2 separate regions of the Homo sapiens genome follow, and region 1 is linked to region 2. A link is an interaction called in ENCODE POLR2A ChIA-PET data of the cell type or tissue named here. Cell type or tissue: GM12878. All regions are shown on one strand. Links, peaks and the distances in the headings refer to the core of each region. The heading gives the core; the rest is flanking DNA.

Region 1 (8,328 bases), core at 246-8,245, 92 kb before region 2:
CCAAAGTTCTGGGATTACAGGCGTGAGCCATCGCGCCCGGCCTATTCATTACTTTTATAATCAGAAAAAAGCCAATAAGATCTCAGTTTTATTGCACATTATTAAAAATGTTGTATGCATGTTACCGAAAGAACAGAAGTCTGAGCGAGAATTTCCTCTGCAGTTCGGAGAGGCAAGCAGAGAAGCCTACTGTGACCCATCCTTTCACCCCACTTTTGTCCCTCTGATATACAGCAGAGGTGGTCCCAGGCACAGCCCCAAGAGTGAGTTCTGGCCTGGTGAAAAAAACGTTTTTTTTCAGGCCTCCCAGCAAGGGCAGATGGGCTGAAAATCTTTACCCAGAATTTGGATCAATCAGCAACAGCCAGGCCCCAGGCCCCTTCTGGTCTGTTGGCTCCAGTCAGCTGCACTAGCTGCTTCCAAATCTCCCAGGCCCAGGTCCCAGATTCTGACTCAGCAGGTCTGGGGCAGGACCTGGGCATCTGCATTTAAAAAAAAAGCAGTGAGGACTAGGGGCCATTTCAATGGAGAGAATAAATACTTCTCTACATTGCTAAACCAGTCACCCTTTCCATGCCCCTGCAAATCTCAGGATCCATTACTGCCTTTCAAGTAGAGATTTATATTTCCACTAGCTAGGGCGATTTTGTCAAACTTTACTTTCTGTAGTTGCATTGGGGAAAAGACAAGTATTTATTTTTCCTTTTTCAAATGTAAAATTATAGTCCACACAGATGCACTTAAACCCGCATTCCATTGGAGATTCTGCGGGGTCCTCCTGGAAGTGGGGAGGGAGGGGCATACCAGCTCACTGATAATTCTCGCTCTAGACTTTCAAGCAGAAAATTGAATAGGTCCCATTAGAAGCAGCCACTTCCATTTATTAATTGGAAGTAAATGAATGTGACTATTGTAACTCTAAGGGGGAAGACCAGGCAGCCCATTCAGGATATAAATGAGTTCTTTTAGAATGAGCAGATGCTTTGTCGAGAGTGATGGATGGCCCTTTCTGAAATCAGCAAGTATGTGAAACACGCAGCTCCTGGGGTATAGCTGTTGCCAGATGGTGCCAGTCCCACCCACCCCCACATCCCCATCTGACTGCCCCCCTGAATTCTGCAGCCGCTTCCTGCCTGTTGTGAAGTACCCACTCTTGTTAACCCATATGCTATCTACACTGCAGCCGGAGCCATTTTTGAAGAGCTCAAATCCAGTGATGTCCATTCCTGCCTCAAATCATTTTGGTGTTTCTGCACTGTCCTAGGGATCAGGTCCCGACTTCATGAGGCCTTGTGGCCTGCCTTTGCTCCACCCAAAGTTCGTGCCCAGCCAAGGGGAGAACGTACAGGAGCTTCTGGCCCTGTTGATGCCACGGGAGGCTCTGCTCAGTGGCCTGGCCTCCAGAAGATCAGTTTTGCCACAGGGGGTACTAGATGGGTGAGGCTCTCTGGAGGTCAATAGGGTCAATGACACAGGTTAAGGGTACTGGGTTGGGGGTGCTAGTGGGATGTCAATGAAATAATAGGATTAAAGGAAGATGAGAGATTCCCATTGACAAATATTGGGGGTCTCTAGGTCAGAAAGAATGTCAACAAGAAGTAAGAAACGGTCAGGGCTGGCCGGTCGCAGTGGCTCACGCCTGTAATCCCAGCACTTTGGGAGGCTGAGGCAGGTGGATCACCTGAGGTCAGGAGTCAAGACCAGCCTGGCCAACATGGCGAAACCACATCTCTCCTAAAAAAATACAAAAACTAGCCAGCGTGGTAGCGGGCACCTATAATCCCAGCTACTTGGGAGGCTGAGGCAGGGAGAATTGCTTGAGCCCGGGAGGTGGAGGTTGCAGTGATCTGAGATCGCACCTCTGCACTCCAGCGTAGGCAACAGAGCGAGACTCCGTCAAAAGAAAGGAAGAAAGAAAGGAAAGAAGGAAAGAAAGAGAAAGAAAGAGAGAGAGAGAAAGAGAAAGAAAGGAAGAAAGAAAGAAAGAAGGAAAGAAAGAAAGAAAGAAAGAAAGAGAAAGAAAGAGAGAGAGAGAAAGAGAAAGAAAGGAAGAAAGAAAGAAAGAAGGAAAGAAAGAAAGAAAGAAAGAAAGAAAGAAAGAAAGAAAGAAAGAAAGAAAGAAAGAAAGAAAGAAAAGAGATGGCCAGGGCTGGCCTGGGGGCATGAAGTCATCATCAAAGGATCCTAAACAAGCTGGACAAGTGACTCCTTGTCAAGGACACTGGAAACTGCTAGGTGCTGAATTGTGGGTGCCAATTGGATGAAACGATCCTTTTGAAAAATGTCCCCTTTATGAGTATAATATGTGCAATCAAAGAACATTTGATAAACTGAGACAAGAAGAAAGTGCAATTAGTCCAGTGGCCTGATCATACCACTGTGACAATCTTTTTCCAGTTTCCTTTCGTTGACACCTCGTCTTTCCACATGGCTGCAGTCCTATCTGTATGCAGTCCTGCCTCCTGCTTTTGCTCATTTACACCATATGTGGTTATTTTAATAATATTACATTTTAGTCTAAATTATTGTCTAATATCCCACTGGGAACAGCTATCAAAATATAGCCGTGTTGTTGGGCATTTACTCATTCATTTAGCAAATACTTATTAAATTTCTTCTACGTGCCATGCTCTGTTCAAGGGGGAACGGAGAAAGGCTCAGAGGTTGAGCTAAGGGAGAAGACCAGGCAGCCCATTCAGGATATAAATGAGTTCTTGCCCATGTGGCTCCAGCTAGTGAAAGGCAGAGCTGGGATCTGAGCAAGTCGGCCTGACAGCCTCTAGCACTGCTGGTAGGAAGAAGCTGGCTTGCTCCTGCCCTGCCCGCACATCCCCATAACACACAGAGAGGAGGTTCATGGTGGGACCTGGAGTCCAGCTGCCTTTACTCGGCTCCTCGACCCTCCATGTCACCTTGGGCAAGTTGATTAATGCCATGAAACCTCTCAGTGTCTTTCTCTGTAAAATGGGCATAATAATTCCTACTTCCTGGGTGGTGAAGAGTATTAAATCAGTTAAACAGTGAAAGTGCTTAGCATAGGGCCTGCAAGTAGCTCAAAAAAGACCAACCTGCCTGGCGTGGTGGCTCATGCCTGTAATCCCAGCACTTTGGGAGGCCTAGGCAGGTGGATCACCTGAGGTCAGGAGTTCAAGACCAACATGGTGAAACCCCACCTCTACTTAAAAAAAAAAAAAAATTACAAAAATTAGTTGGGCGTGGTGGCAGGCCCCTGTAATCCCAGCTACTCTGGAGGCTAAGGAGGGATAATCGCTTGAACCCGGGAGGCTGAGGTTGCAGTGCGCTGAGATCGCGCCATTGCACTGCAGCCTGGGCGACAGAGTGAAACTCCGTCTCAAAAAATAAAACAAACAAAAAAACAACCATGGTTATTCCCACTGCGGTTGCCATCGGTTTTGCAAGGGCTAGCCCCCCTCTTCTTTCAAATCAGGAAACTAGTGCAGGCAGGGGACCTGGTTTGTCCCAGGTCACGCTGGGGGCCAGCCCTCCTTCCCTCCACACCCGCCGGAGTATGCCGGGGCAGGCCTCCTGCCACTCACCTGGTCGGCACCGAAGGAGGTGAGGTTGCTCCGGACGGAGCTGGCGGCCAGGCCGAGTAGCAGCAGGCCCGCGTAGAGGACGGGCGCGCAGTAGGGGCTGGGCGAGGAGCGCGGGCAGCCGGCCGAGGGGCAGGCAGGTCCCAGCGGCGACGCGGGCATCTCTCCGCAGAAGGAGCTGCGGCCGTCGGGGAAGGCGGTGGCGGGCAGCAGGCCCGAGGCGGCCAGGTAGAGCAGCAGGCTGAGCGCGACCGCGCGGTAGCGGCCCAGGTACACGTCGGCCAGCCAGCCGCCCACGGGCGCCAGCAGGTAGGAGGCGCCCAGGAATACCAGCGCGGCGCGCGTCGCCTGCTCGCCGGTCCAGTTGAAGTTGGTGCTGTTGAGGTACAGCACGAGGTTGGCGGTGACGCCGAAGAAGGCGGCGCGCTCCAGCATCTCCACCAGCAGCACGGCCGCGCCCGCCGCCCGCCGCCACCGTCGAGGGCCCCGCGCACCGCGAGGCAGCAGCGGCTGGCGCTCCCCGGGCACGCGGGGCTGCTCCCGGGCGCGCGGCGCGGGCATCCTGGCTCCGGGCTGGGCCCCCCGCGGCTCTTCTCTCCTCTCCTCTCCCCGCCTCAGAGCCCTGCACTCCTGCCCCCGGGCCTCGGCCCTCTCCCCCACCCAACTGGCTGGCCCTCCTTTCTCACCGCTTTGGCCCACCCTTCCCTCCTGTCCCCTCTCCCTTTCTTGCCCTACCCTTCCTGTCCCTCCGCTCACTACCCGGACTCTACCACCTCCTCCCTAATTCTCAACTCCCCTCTCCCTTCCCCCACCCCTAAGGCTTCCTCCCCGCGCCTCTCCTGCAGCTGTTTCTCCCTAACTCTCCCCTCTCCTCCCTCCACCTTGACCCTTCCTCGCACTCTTGTTCACACTGCGACCCTCCCTGCTTCACTTCGCTGCCCCTCCGCCTCCCTTTCCCCTCCCCGTTTGTCGCCCCTTCCTGTTGTCCCCTCTCCTTATGACTCCTGGCCTGCCCTGGGCGTGGGGTGGGGGCTCCCTCTGCCCCAGTCACCCTGCTGCCCCTTGCCGTCTTCTCCACCTCCTCCCTGTCCCCCTCACCCCCACTGCCTACACTCCCCTCTCAGTCCCCTGCAGCCCTCCCCCCAGGCTCAGCCTCTGTCCCTCTCTCGGCTTCTTGAGAAACTCTGGGCTCCCCTCGCTTCCCCTTTCACAGGCCCTATCCGCAGTCCCCTGCCTGCATCACATGGCGCTACTGGGTGTTTAGGAGAAGTGAAAGCCTGGGTCACAGGGCTCCTGCCCGGTCAGCTTTCTAAAAACCTCCCTCCTTCTCTACCTCTGCCTCCTACCCCAAACCCCCGCTGCTGGCCTCCTTAGAGCCAAAAAATTCCAGGAGGAATTTTTTCTTTCAGTTTCATTTCTCGCCAGGATTCCACTTTTGCTTTACCCTCTTCCAATCAAACTCCACGCCTCCACCCGAGGCGCCACGGGTAGAAAGAAGTGGAAAGGCTACCTGCATCATTTGGTCACACTCAGCCATTTCACAGATGCAGAGACAGACCCAGTGGGGCTAGGGCAGGAAGGTGGAGAAAGATTGGTTCCTGGTAACTGAACTAGGGGTGAAGCCCTGCCCCGGGCTCCTGAGTGGCAGGGAAATTCACAGCGCAATTCGGATTGCACAGAGGCTGCTGTGAGGAAGGAAGTGGGGCACTTTCAACAAGCCTGCGGGCCATAGAGGACCACAAGTGAGTCGGGATTGAGAGGGACACCGACCTCAGACTAAATCAGAGTCAGCCTCAGAACTCCTAAGCACCAGCCCCACCCTGACCTAGGAGCCCGGGGGATCTGGCCTCTGCTCTCCTCTGATCTCATCTCAGCCCCATGTTCACTCAAGTCCAGCCAGCCGGCCTCCCAGGTTCCCCTTCCATGCTAAGCTCCTCCCTGCCTCAGGGCCTTTGTCTTTGCTGACCCCTCTGCCATAACTGCTCTCCCTCCATATCCTTGCATGGCTGGCTGCTTCTCTTTATTGAGGTTTCAGCATATATGTCTCCTTTGTAGGGACCTTCCCTGATTTTCCCATCTAAGTAGTTTCCTACTGGATTCTCAGCATCCCCCATCACATTGTCTTGTTTTAATGTCTTCAGAGCACATATTACTTGTTCAGTTAGCACCAGTAGAATAGGCCCTCCATCAGATCAGAGACCTTTTCTAACTCTTCACTGTTTTATTCTCAATGGCTTCCCAGTGCTTGGCAAATAGTAGGTGCTCAATAAGTATTGCCTGAATCAATGAATGGAAAGAGTGTCCCAAGGCAAAATTTGTAAGAATAATAATATCAGGAAAGCTAAAGCTAAATAAACTGAGTCTCACAAAAGCTATAGATACCAGCAAAAAAAGCACTATAGATACCAGCAAAAAAGCGAGGGATTTTTTGTTGTTGTTGTTTGTTTGTATGTTTGTTTTGAGACGAAGTCTCACTCTGTCGCCCAGGCTGCCATGCAGTGGCACAATCTCGGCTCACTGCAACCTCCACTTCCTGAGTTCAAGCAATTCTCCTGCCTCAGCCTTCTGAGTAGCTGGGATTACAAGCGCGTGCCATCACGCCTGGCTAATTTTTGTATTTTCAGTAGAGATGGGATTTCACCATGTTGGTCAGGCTAGTCTCAAACTCCTGACCTCATGATCCACCTGCTTCGGCCTCCCAAAGTCCTGGGATTACAGTTGTGGGCCACTGTAAGTTTTTAACATGTTAGAGAAGCCAGGCCAAGAGGATGGTGAGAAAGCAAAGCCCTCCATCCCAGGTCTTCCTGCAGTCACTGCAGTCAGGACCATGTGCTCTCGTGAGGTGGGCAGAGCCTGGAGGAGAGAAGAGGAGACTTCAATGGAGCTGCACCATCCCTCGACTTGGAGGAAGCTTAGGTCATCAGCTGTGACGGTATGGTGACGAAGTTCAGATCACATCAGATCCAGCTCCTTCCTCTCTTGGCAAGATCACTAGGCTGGCAGATGAGCTCAGACTTAGCCCAGAGAGCTGAGTCTTACCCAGAGAGCTGAGAGAGTGCTGGCCTGCCATCGGTGATGTTCAGCGGGTGGTAGATGAAGGGAAAGGCTTCTAAAAGCAGTGTGGCCTGCAGAGAAAAACCCAGGAGAGGAAAGTAGCAAAGAAAAGAGGAGTGCAGCATCTTTTTTTTTTTTTTTTTTTTTTTTTTTGAGACAGAGTCACACTCTGTTGGCCAGCCTGGAGTGCAGTGGCACGATCTCGGCTCACTGCAACCTCTGCCTCCCAGGCTCAAGCAATTCTCCTGCCTCAGCCTCCTGAGTAGCTGGGATTACAGGCGTGTGCCACCACGCCCGGCTAATTTTTGTGTTTTTTAGTGGAGATGGGGTTTCACCATGTCAGCCAGGCTGGTCTCAAATGCCTGACCTCAGGTAATCCATCTGCCTTGGCCTTCAAAAGTGCTGGGATTACAGGTGTGAGCTACCGCACCCAGCCCAGCGTCTTTCTTACTGCCCAGCCTCCATCTCCAAGGTACCAGGGGGCCAGGTGCTGGGCTGGTTCACTGGGGAAAGTCCTGGGGACACATTTAGCTGGGGAGAAGGTAGGGGTGACTTGCCTCTTGCAGATAGGGGAAGTAATGTTCCAAAAGCGGACATGACTGTCACCCAGGGCACGAGTCACAACACTGATGACCAGTGGGAGGGAGCTGGAGAGCAGAATCTTAGAACTGAGGAGCCCCAGAGCTGGTGGGCCATGGCCGTGACCCACAGGTCTATGTGGTTTGGCTCTGATAGTGTTTAGTTACATGGTGTTTAGTTTTTGTTGTAGCTTCTGTTACTGTTTCTCTTTTTATTTTTTTATTTTTATTTTTTTTTGAGATGGAGTCTCACTGTGTCACCCAGGCTGGAGGCTGGAGTGCAGTGGGGTGACCTCGGCTCACTGCAACCTCCGAATCCTGGGTTCAAGAGATTCTCGTGCCTCAGCCTCCCGAGTAGCTGGGACTACAGGTGCCCGCCACCGTGCCCAGCTAATTTTTGTATTTTTAGTAGAGAAGGGGTTTCGCCATGGTGGCCAGGCTGGCCTCAAACTCCTGACCTCAAGTGATCCACCTACCTCGGCCTCCCAGAGTGCTGGGATTATAGGCATGAGCCACCGTGCCCGGCCATATTGTTTTTTAATTTTAAAACATTTTTGAAGTTTTAGTTATCTCCTTAAAAATTCAGAAGTATTGGCCGGGCACGGTGGCTCACGCCTGTAATCCCAGCACTTTCGGAGGCCGAGGTGGGTGGATCGCCTGAGGTCGGGAATTCGAGACCAGCCTGACCAACATGGAGAAACCCCATCTCTACTGAAAACACAAAATTAGCCGGGCGTGGTGGCACAGGCCTGTAATCCCAGCTACTCAGGAGGCTAAGGCAAGAGAATCGCTTGAACCCAGGAGGCGGAGGTTGCAGTGAGCCCAGATCGCACCATTGCACTCCAGCCTGGACGACAAGAGCGAAACTCTATCTCAAAAAAAAAAAAAAAATCAGAAGTATTAGCATGAAGATCCGGACTTTTGGCTACTCCTGAAATTGCAGAGGATCTGGCATCTCTGGGCCTGCATGCTCACAGAGAGCCAAGGGCAGCAACACTGTCTGGTGCGGTGACATGCTGAAGTGTCCCTGCAGATGCCTTGGTTGGAGGCTGGTGAAAATGAGCCTTTTTACCTGTGCATCTAACACAGCTACTGTTGAGTGTGAGAAGCACAGGGGCTGCGTCATCAGCGAGCTTTCTTAG
Region 2 (8,328 bases), core at 246-8,245:
ACCTCAAACTGTCCCTTTATTGGTGCCCAGAAGTTTTTTTACCCACTAGGATCCAGGATGGGTTAGGTCTGCATCATTTTAAGTCAAGCAGAACAGCAATTAAGAAAGGCAGCTGGGACAGACAAACTGATGGGACGCATTGGTGAGGAGGAAGGAAGTCCAGGAGGAAGCTGACTTGGAAATCCACTCCCCTTAAGACTACCCATACCCTTTTCTATCTGAAGATCACCAGCCTAGAACAGAGCTGAAGAAAGACAGATACTCTGTGTTGGAAATTGCAAAAGCTCTCTGCAAGAACAACTCCATCCGAACCCTGCCCTACGACACTCAACCAAGCTCTAGCAAAGCTTCTGGCAGCCTCAGGCCACACCCCTGGGACAACCCACCGCCGCTTTGCACTCCTGTGTGGAAAAGCTCAGGGCTGCCAAAAGAATTCACCATTTGTTCCAGCCAACACGTGAGGATAGACATTTATTTAAAAACTTCCAGTTGTACATCCTTTCTCTCTCCATTTGGGTCCTATGTGTGCCTCCTACAGCCCAGAAGTGTCTTTCTCAAGACTTGAGAACCATTTCTTTGAAATGATATCATCAGCAAGGATAGGGCCTGTCCCAGCCTCTGAGGGAGGGCAGGAGCCTAACTTTGATAAAGGCCAGTTAATCTACACAGCTGGCCTCATCACGCTAATTTTTCACTTCTCTGATTGTTTGAGCCCCGGTTCACTCCTCTCTACTCCCTCATTCTCCCTTAAAAACAGAGGGCACCGAGGGAACCCAGTCAGAGGCACCCAAGACAGGTGCGGTGGCTCACACCTATAATCCCGGCACTTTGGGAGGCCAAGGTGGGAGGATCCCTTGAGCTCAGGAGTTCAAGACCAACCTGGCAACACAGGGAGACTTCCATCTCGACAATTTTTTTTTAATTAGCTAGGTGTGGTGGTGTGCACCTACGGTCCCAGCTACTTGGGAGGCTGAGGCAAGAGGACTGTTTAGCCCTAGGAGGTTGAGGCTGCAGTGAGCTGTGATTGCACCACTGCACTCCAGCCTGGGTGAGAGAGCAAGACCCTGTCTCAAAAACCAAAAGGAAAAACAAATCACCCAGTTACCTCTGCACAAATCAAAGTTGAGCTCAGCTTACACTAGAGCCTCTTCCCTACTATAGAAGCTATCGCTGAATAGATCTGTGTTTACCACCTTTAACAAGGGCTGATTTTGTTTATCTTTGATCAGGTAATATCCTCTCCCTGGCAGATCGATGATCAATTACAGTGGGACCTTCAATCCAGATGGGGCTGGAGGATCCTTTCTCATGGTGATTGCTACACTGATCACAGAGGCCACCAGACCAAGAGGACACAGAGCTGCCCATCCAGACAAGATAAAACAGAAGCTGCCACTGCTCCCACGAGAGCCGCCTCCCACCGGAGCCTCTCCCCTTCCTCAGTGCACTCTTCACTGAGGATTTATTTGCTGGTGCTGTGGGGAGCCCAGGTCAGATGCCCTGGCAGGACAGACTAAATTCCTTCTAAATTGAGGAAAGTGCCTCCTGTTGTGGAAGAAAAGGAATAAGACCTTGGCTGGGCCCAGTGGCTCACGTCTGTAATCCCAGCACTTTGGGAGGCTGAGGCGGGCTGGTCACTTGAGGCCAGGAGTTCGAGACCAGCCTGGCCAACATGATGAAACCCTGTCTCTACCAGAAATATAAAAATTAGCCCAGCGTGGTGATGGGTGCCTGTAGTCCCAGCTAGTCAAGAGGCTGAGGCAGGAGAATCACTTGAACCTGGGAGGTGGAGGTTGCAGTGAGCTGAGATCGTGCCACTGCACTCCAGCTTTGGCAACAGAGTAAGACTCTGTCTCAAAAATAAAACAAAATAAAATTTTTTTTGAAAAAGAAAAAGAAACAAGACCTTGACATTTTGGACTGTTAAGTTTTCTCCATAAGGCCCACCTAAGACACAGATCACATTATATAGCAAAAGTGGAAGGGGACAGGGCAGCAGACTTTCCCAAGGCCACGGAAGCTAGTCAGAAGCCACTGTCCCTCTCCCACTTCAAACAGCCCTGAGGGCTATAAACACTGCGTGGCCTGACACGTGGCCAGCAGAGGGTGACCCCAAGTCCCCTGACAGCACCGATCAGTTCGTGTGGGCAGACCCTAAGAGCCAGCAGCCCAAAAATAGTTCTGGGCGTGGGAAGTCAACGTGAAGCTGTATATGGTGAAAATACAGGTTGAGGCTCTTTTGAAACAGAGAAGTGCCCCTTGCTATGGAGATATAAAGCTGTCTTGTGGTAGATTCTGGAAATCCCAAGGCTTAGAGCCCTTCACAGGGCATGGCAGGGCTGAGGGGAATGCGGGGAACGTTGGATGACAATGCTGGGGGCATGGATTCTTGGCCCCTAAGGAGCCCTGGCTGTGCCTCCTGCAACTCCTTCCAGGCCTCTGGAGTGACAGGGCATAATTCAGGTGCCAGGGCTCAGGCTCCAGGGGCCCTGGATAGGGTGTGGTGGCAGCAGCCTCTGAGCTAAGAAAGTCGATCATTCTAGAGCTCTAACCATTCTATTTAAAGCTCAAGACAAAGAGAAGGCGGGAAGGGAAATGCTCAAGGCAAACAACCTCCGAGCAGCACCCGGAGACCACGCCTGGGGAGGAGGGGCCCAGGCTGCTGCCAGAGGGCTCAGAAACGGCTGCTGTACAGAGAGAGCTCTGCACTGCATGGGGCTGAGTGATGCTGAGTGTGAGAAATGGAAAACATCCTCAAAGGCTATCAAAGGGAGATGGGTTCGTCGGTTAGACACACCCACAGCGGGATGCTCTGCAGAGAATGACGCAGAGCTCAATTTATTGGCTTGGAGAGGCGACCCCAGCCCATTATTATTGAGTTAAAAAATAAATTTAAAAACTGCATTGATAGTAAGATACCATTTATGTAAAGTACTCTCTCTCTCTCTCACACACACACACACACACACACACACACACACCCCTGGTATCAGAAAAGTCAGGAAACAGTATCAGGGCCAGCTTCACGTGCAGGGCCCCAAGCTTGGTTTAACACTCTGCTGCCACCATCTTACTTTGTAATTCTGTAGCTGGCCCTGCATGGAATAAGCTCGCTTAAAAAAAAATCAACTTTGATGAGAGATAATGTACGTACAATAAAATACACCCATTTTAAGTGGACAGTTGGATGAGTTTTGACAAATACCCATGCAACGACTTAAATTAAGATATAGAACCTCTCCTCACCCCATCAAGTGCCTCCCGCCCTGTGCGACCACACTCCCTGCCCCAACCCCACACAACCACTGTCACTGACACTGTCCCTATAGCTTACCGTTGTCATTTCCAGAATACGATAAAAATGAAATTGCACGCTGCACACTCGTTTCCGCCTTCTTCCCTCACAGTCATGGTCTGGGAGTCCACACTGTGTTAGCAGTGGTTTGCTCCTTTTGTATTGCAGAGAAATGCGGATACACATGTAGATGTACATATATCGCCATTCATCTCTTTCTCCATTAGTGGACATCAGGGTGGTTTCCAGTTTGGGGCTGTTAACGAGCAGTGCTGACGTGAGCTTTTGTGTACAAGCTGCGTAGCAACATATGCTTTCACTTCTCTTGGGCAAATACCTAGGAGGGCAATTATCGTGTTGTACGGTAGGTGTATGTTTAATTGCCTAAGAAACTGCCAAACTATTTTCCAAAATGTTTGGACCATGTTTAGATAAACAGCACAAGACATTTTTGAATACTATTGCAATATGTTTTTCTGCAACTCCCAGTGCAACAAACACATTTCAGAGTATCCAGAAATTCGGGAAACAAGGGTTAAATAGTGATTATTTATTGTACTTTGTTCAGGTTAACAATTGGACCCATTGCTTCAAATGTAGAGGTACTACGCCTGAAAAAGTGTCTAGCAGTTAAAGAAAAACATATTGAGCCCAGAATTTGGAGGTATAACAAATATAATGTTTTAAAATAAGTGTATCCTATGTTTCCTGAATTTTGGGCCACCCTGAGCCTGGAAAAACGATCAGAAGGGTCATCTCAATATGTTACGCATGTTATAATGATAGCTGTGGTTTACTTGCCAGCTATAAAAGCTACATTTATTTGTTGTAGAAGATTTAGAAAATACAAATAAGAATAAAAATATAGTTCCTATTCATCATAATGCTATTTTCTCCTGTGTGTTTTGCTAGGTGCTTGTGTATATTTAATATTAATCATATTTTTTATCTCACACTAACTTCCTAAAATATCTCCTTATTTACAAAAGCAGTACTCCCTCATAGCAAAATTTTAAAAACAAAATATTAATAATTTAAAATTAAAAATTGAAATAAGAGCCTCCTACCCAAAGTTAACAATCTGCTCTGCATCCTTCCAGACATTTTTTACACGGGTTCGGTCCTTTATATGTATATATGTGTATGAGCATTGCATTATAAAACATTTTATATAACATTGCGTTATAAAAACATGTATAAAAGATATGTTTTTGAACACATATATTTTAAAATTTATATCATTTCATATCATATTTTTAACTAGTAACAGGCATTAAATATTCTTAGAAAAAAGTTTTGAATATCTACATACTATTCCATTGTATAAGTGTGCCTTAATTTATTAAACTATTACTCAAATGTTAAAGCTCTTGGTCGAGTCTATTTGTGTGTGTGTGTATGTGTGTGTAGTAATACTGTGATAAGCACTTTTTGTCATAAAATTTGGCCACATCTCTAATTCAATGCATAGGATAGAGTCCTAGAATTTCTAGATCAAATTATATATCATATTAATAATCTTAAACAACTGTTATCAAATTGTGTCCAAAACGTTTTAACCAGTTTACCCTTCAACTGGTCAAAATTCAGTTCAATCGTTCTAAAATTTTTTAACTTTTAGAGTGAATAATCATGTCTCATTGTTGAACTAATTGACACGCTCATGATTATTACGGAGCTTAGCATTTTTTTCATATGCTTATTGGCCATTTCTACCTTTCCTTTTGTAAATTGCTTACACTTTAATCTATTTTTTCATTAGGTTCAATCTCTTTCTTATGGAAATATAAAAGTATTTAATATATTTTTTGAATTCCCAGCATTTATAACAGTGCATCAACCATTATAAGCACTTAAGAAATGTTAAATGAAGGAATATATACAAGGGATAGTAATCATTTTTTCTATATGTTGCAAATATGTGTTCTTAGCAAACAAATAGCTTCAAATTTTGCTCACGCTTTTTTTTAATTTAAAATAGAATTCAAAATGCTATTTCTATTTTTCTTCTGTAGCTCCTTTATAGTCTATGTCTGGTAAGTCTTTCCCTCATTCTTAAATCAGATAAGCTTTGGCCTATATTATCTTCTCTTTCTATTTTTATAAAATACTTAAATCTTATTATCTGCAAGGGCAAACTCTGTTTCATCACTCCCATTTTTCAAAAAATTCTCAGTAATTGTCTCCAGCTTATCCTTTAGGTAAACTTTAAAATTACTTAAATCCCCCCACTACACACATACAAATACCATTTGGGTTTAGGGAGAACTGCCTTCAACCTATAAGTTACGATACTTGGGGCCTCTGTCCCTCATTCCCCTGGGATCTTTATTGGAGTCAGCTGGAAGGGATGCCAAGGTCAGGAAGCCAATATGATATGATGCCCACAGCACCCCAGAGCTCTGCACCAGCCTCCAGGTTGCCAGGCGTGCTCAAAGATGATTCATTAATTAGTAAGTATTTTTAAAAGACAGTCATCACGTCCATGAGATCGGGGTCAAATAGGCACTCCCTTGTGCTTCAGGTTGGAATGTAAATTGAGAGACAGCTTTTAAAAGCAACTGGAAAATGCGTACCGAGGGCTTTAACAATGCCTGCGCTTTTGACCAGGAGACCCACATTTAGAAACTGCCAAGAAAACAGTGTAGACAAACATATACGCACAAAGATGTCCTCTACTATATAAGGAAAAACTAGAATGAGATGTCTAACATCTAGGAAACCCATCTGGTAAATGCCGGTATCTAGATCTAAGAGAATTTCATGCAGTTTTCAGAAGGGATTCTTCTTACAAAATCCCAGCAAGATGTACAGCAAACAAGCCTAGGAGGGCTGCCCACGATGCTCTGAATGGTAGATTTGGATGGGATTCTTTTTTCTCTTTCTAGTTTTTAAAATAGTTTTCCAAGTTTTGTGCCATAAACATGTATTTCCTTGATAATTTTTTTGAAACCTATTTTAAATGAGCAATTAACATGTTTAAAAATTAATATAGGCCAGGTGCGGTGGCTCACGCCTGTAATCCCAGCACTTTGGGAGGCCGAGGCAGGCGGATCATGAGGTCAGGAGATCAAGACCATCCTGGCTAAAACGGTGAAACCCCGTCTCTACTAAAAATACAAAAAAAAAATTGCCCGGGCGTGGTGGTGGGCGCCTGTAGTCCCAGCTACTCGGGAGCCTGAGGCGGGAGAATGGTGTGAACCTGGGAGGCGGAGCTTGCAGTGAGCCGAGATGGCACCACTGCACTCCAGCCTGGGCGACTGAGTGAGACTCCGTCTCAAAAAAAAAAAACATTAATGTAACTTTTTATTATAACAAATCCACACTCATAGAAAGGAAACAAGAAAAAAAAAGGCTAAACACTGCACAAAATCTCTAAAGAAGGTAAAAATAATCTGGAATCCTACCACCTGGAGATAACCACCTCTATACATACACATACCTATATGTAGACACACATACAGAGACACATGCATGTTATTTGCAAATTGCTTCTTTTCCTCATCAATATGTCATGGACATCCTTCCACAGCAATAAAAGTCCATCAACCTCATTCTTTCTTAATGGTCCATGTGAAAATATTTCCACCCATACATCTTGTCTTATGGACGTACCATTATTTATTTAACCAATGCTCTATTGATGCACCTTGAAGTTGTTTGCAATATTTCACTTAATCATTAACATACCAATAAATGATATGGACTGCGGGAGTCAGCCTCTGCTGTAGTGTTAATATTCTACTGTGAATTCACTATTCAGGTCAGGGCATCAGTTTCGTCCCTTGTAAGACAAGGACATGGCGATTCCTGAGGTGCCTCCAGCTGTAGTATTCTCTGATTTCCTGCAGTGGCAGCTGGTTTCTCAAGAATATGAAGTGCTCAATGTAATTTAGAGCAATCTGCACAGCTAAGAATAGGGATCCTCTCTAAAATGATACTGTGGAAGCCCTCAAATTACCACCAGACTTCAACAGTACATATTTCCCGATCTGCAGGGTGACTGGAAGGTGGCTTCTGATGCCAACTTGGGCTACAATCATGCTGGAATGCAGCTCTGTCTTCAGTCAGGCCAGTAGCATTCAAAGAAGCACAACTGTGCAGCCATCTGCCTTTCTCCCAGTGGTCGAGTTCTCTTTTTCTACAGACTGCTCTCAGAGTTCTGCCCATTTTCTTTACCTGCACTTTTCCTTGAACCTCAAACATACATACATATTAGGATGCCTTGAGCTCGGTGTTTGCTCTGCAGCAAATCTCTCAATAATCCACCTGCTATCAGCATCACACCCCTGACAAATGCTCCTAATGGGCCTCTTCCCAGAAAAGAGCTTTTGATGTTGCATAGCAAGCATGAGAGTGAGATTCAACCAGGCAGACTGGCTTTATCCAACCACAGTAACAACAAACCTTAACTGGGCACCTACTATGTGCCAGGCACACTTCACTTTTGCACATCACTTCATTTCTGAAGACTGGCCAGTTTCTGAAGGCAGTTAGGAAAAACCCTTGTTGAGAATTCCAGCTTTAAAAAGTGCCTCTGACTCTAGAAACCAGGTTTAGAAAAGCCAGTCCTCTGATGCATAAATCCCCGCTACAACAGTAATCGCACCTAGCAGCTTGTATCATTCACAAGCATTCACTTGCTTTGGCCCTGAAGAGCTGCTTTTACTGACTTGTGCTTTGGGGCAGACCTTCAGGAATTGAGGGATTTTGTGGGAAACAGCATGATGAAACTTGCTGTTTGTTGCTCATAAAGATGACGAGAATGTCTTTTGAGACAGTAGAGAGGGTCCTCAAGCCTCTGGGTTTGCCTCTTTGCCTTGGCCACCAGGAAGCTCAGAATCAAACCAGTGTCCCACCACCTACAACATGAACAGACCTTTTGATATGATGCATCATGTGGATAACTTTCTCATCAATTCATCTTTTCACCCGTGCTTTCCTATCACACAGAGTTCTCTGGGTTATTTTTCATCCTGCTCCGTTTTGTGTACTGTTGCCTCATACTTATGGTGAATGGGAAGGGAAATAAA

Evidence for each region. ChIA-PET counts read pairs that join two places held together with the same protein. Peaks named below come from ENCODE experiments on the same cell type or tissue, not always from the same donor. Only the 100,000 strongest peaks of a DNase experiment are listed, where the experiment ranks them.
Region 1: POLR2A ChIA-PET joins it to region 2 with 14 read pairs; 6 of 35 experiments call an interaction of 5 or more read pairs at or near these places.

The regions. Positions count from the first base shown.
Region 1 is chr11:60,947,437-60,955,764 of GRCh38, forward strand. SLC15A3 (solute carrier family 15 member 3) reads right to left here and starts at 4,740. Exons shown (of 8, transcript NM_016582.3): 1 at 3,558-4,740. The coding sequence starts at 4,115. RefSeq lists silencers at 4,023-4,182, 4,503-4,732 and an enhancer at 4,913-5,052. In GM12878, for the core only: no CTCF peak of the experiment used is centred there; DNase peaks (open chromatin) are centred at 4,815, 5,175 and 7,183; H3K4me3 peaks cover 5,246 bases; H3K27ac peaks cover 5,091 bases.
Region 2 is chr11:61,039,732-61,048,059 of GRCh38, forward strand. All of the region lies in intron 1 of LOC105369325 (a long non-coding RNA gene), which reads right to left. Among named protein-coding and RNA genes, the nearest start is that of LINC02954, 11 kb to the right of the region's middle. In GM12878, for the core only: no CTCF peak of the experiment used is centred there; DNase peaks (open chromatin) are centred at 2,642 and 3,540; H3K4me3 peaks cover 1,779 bases; H3K27ac peaks cover 2,492 bases.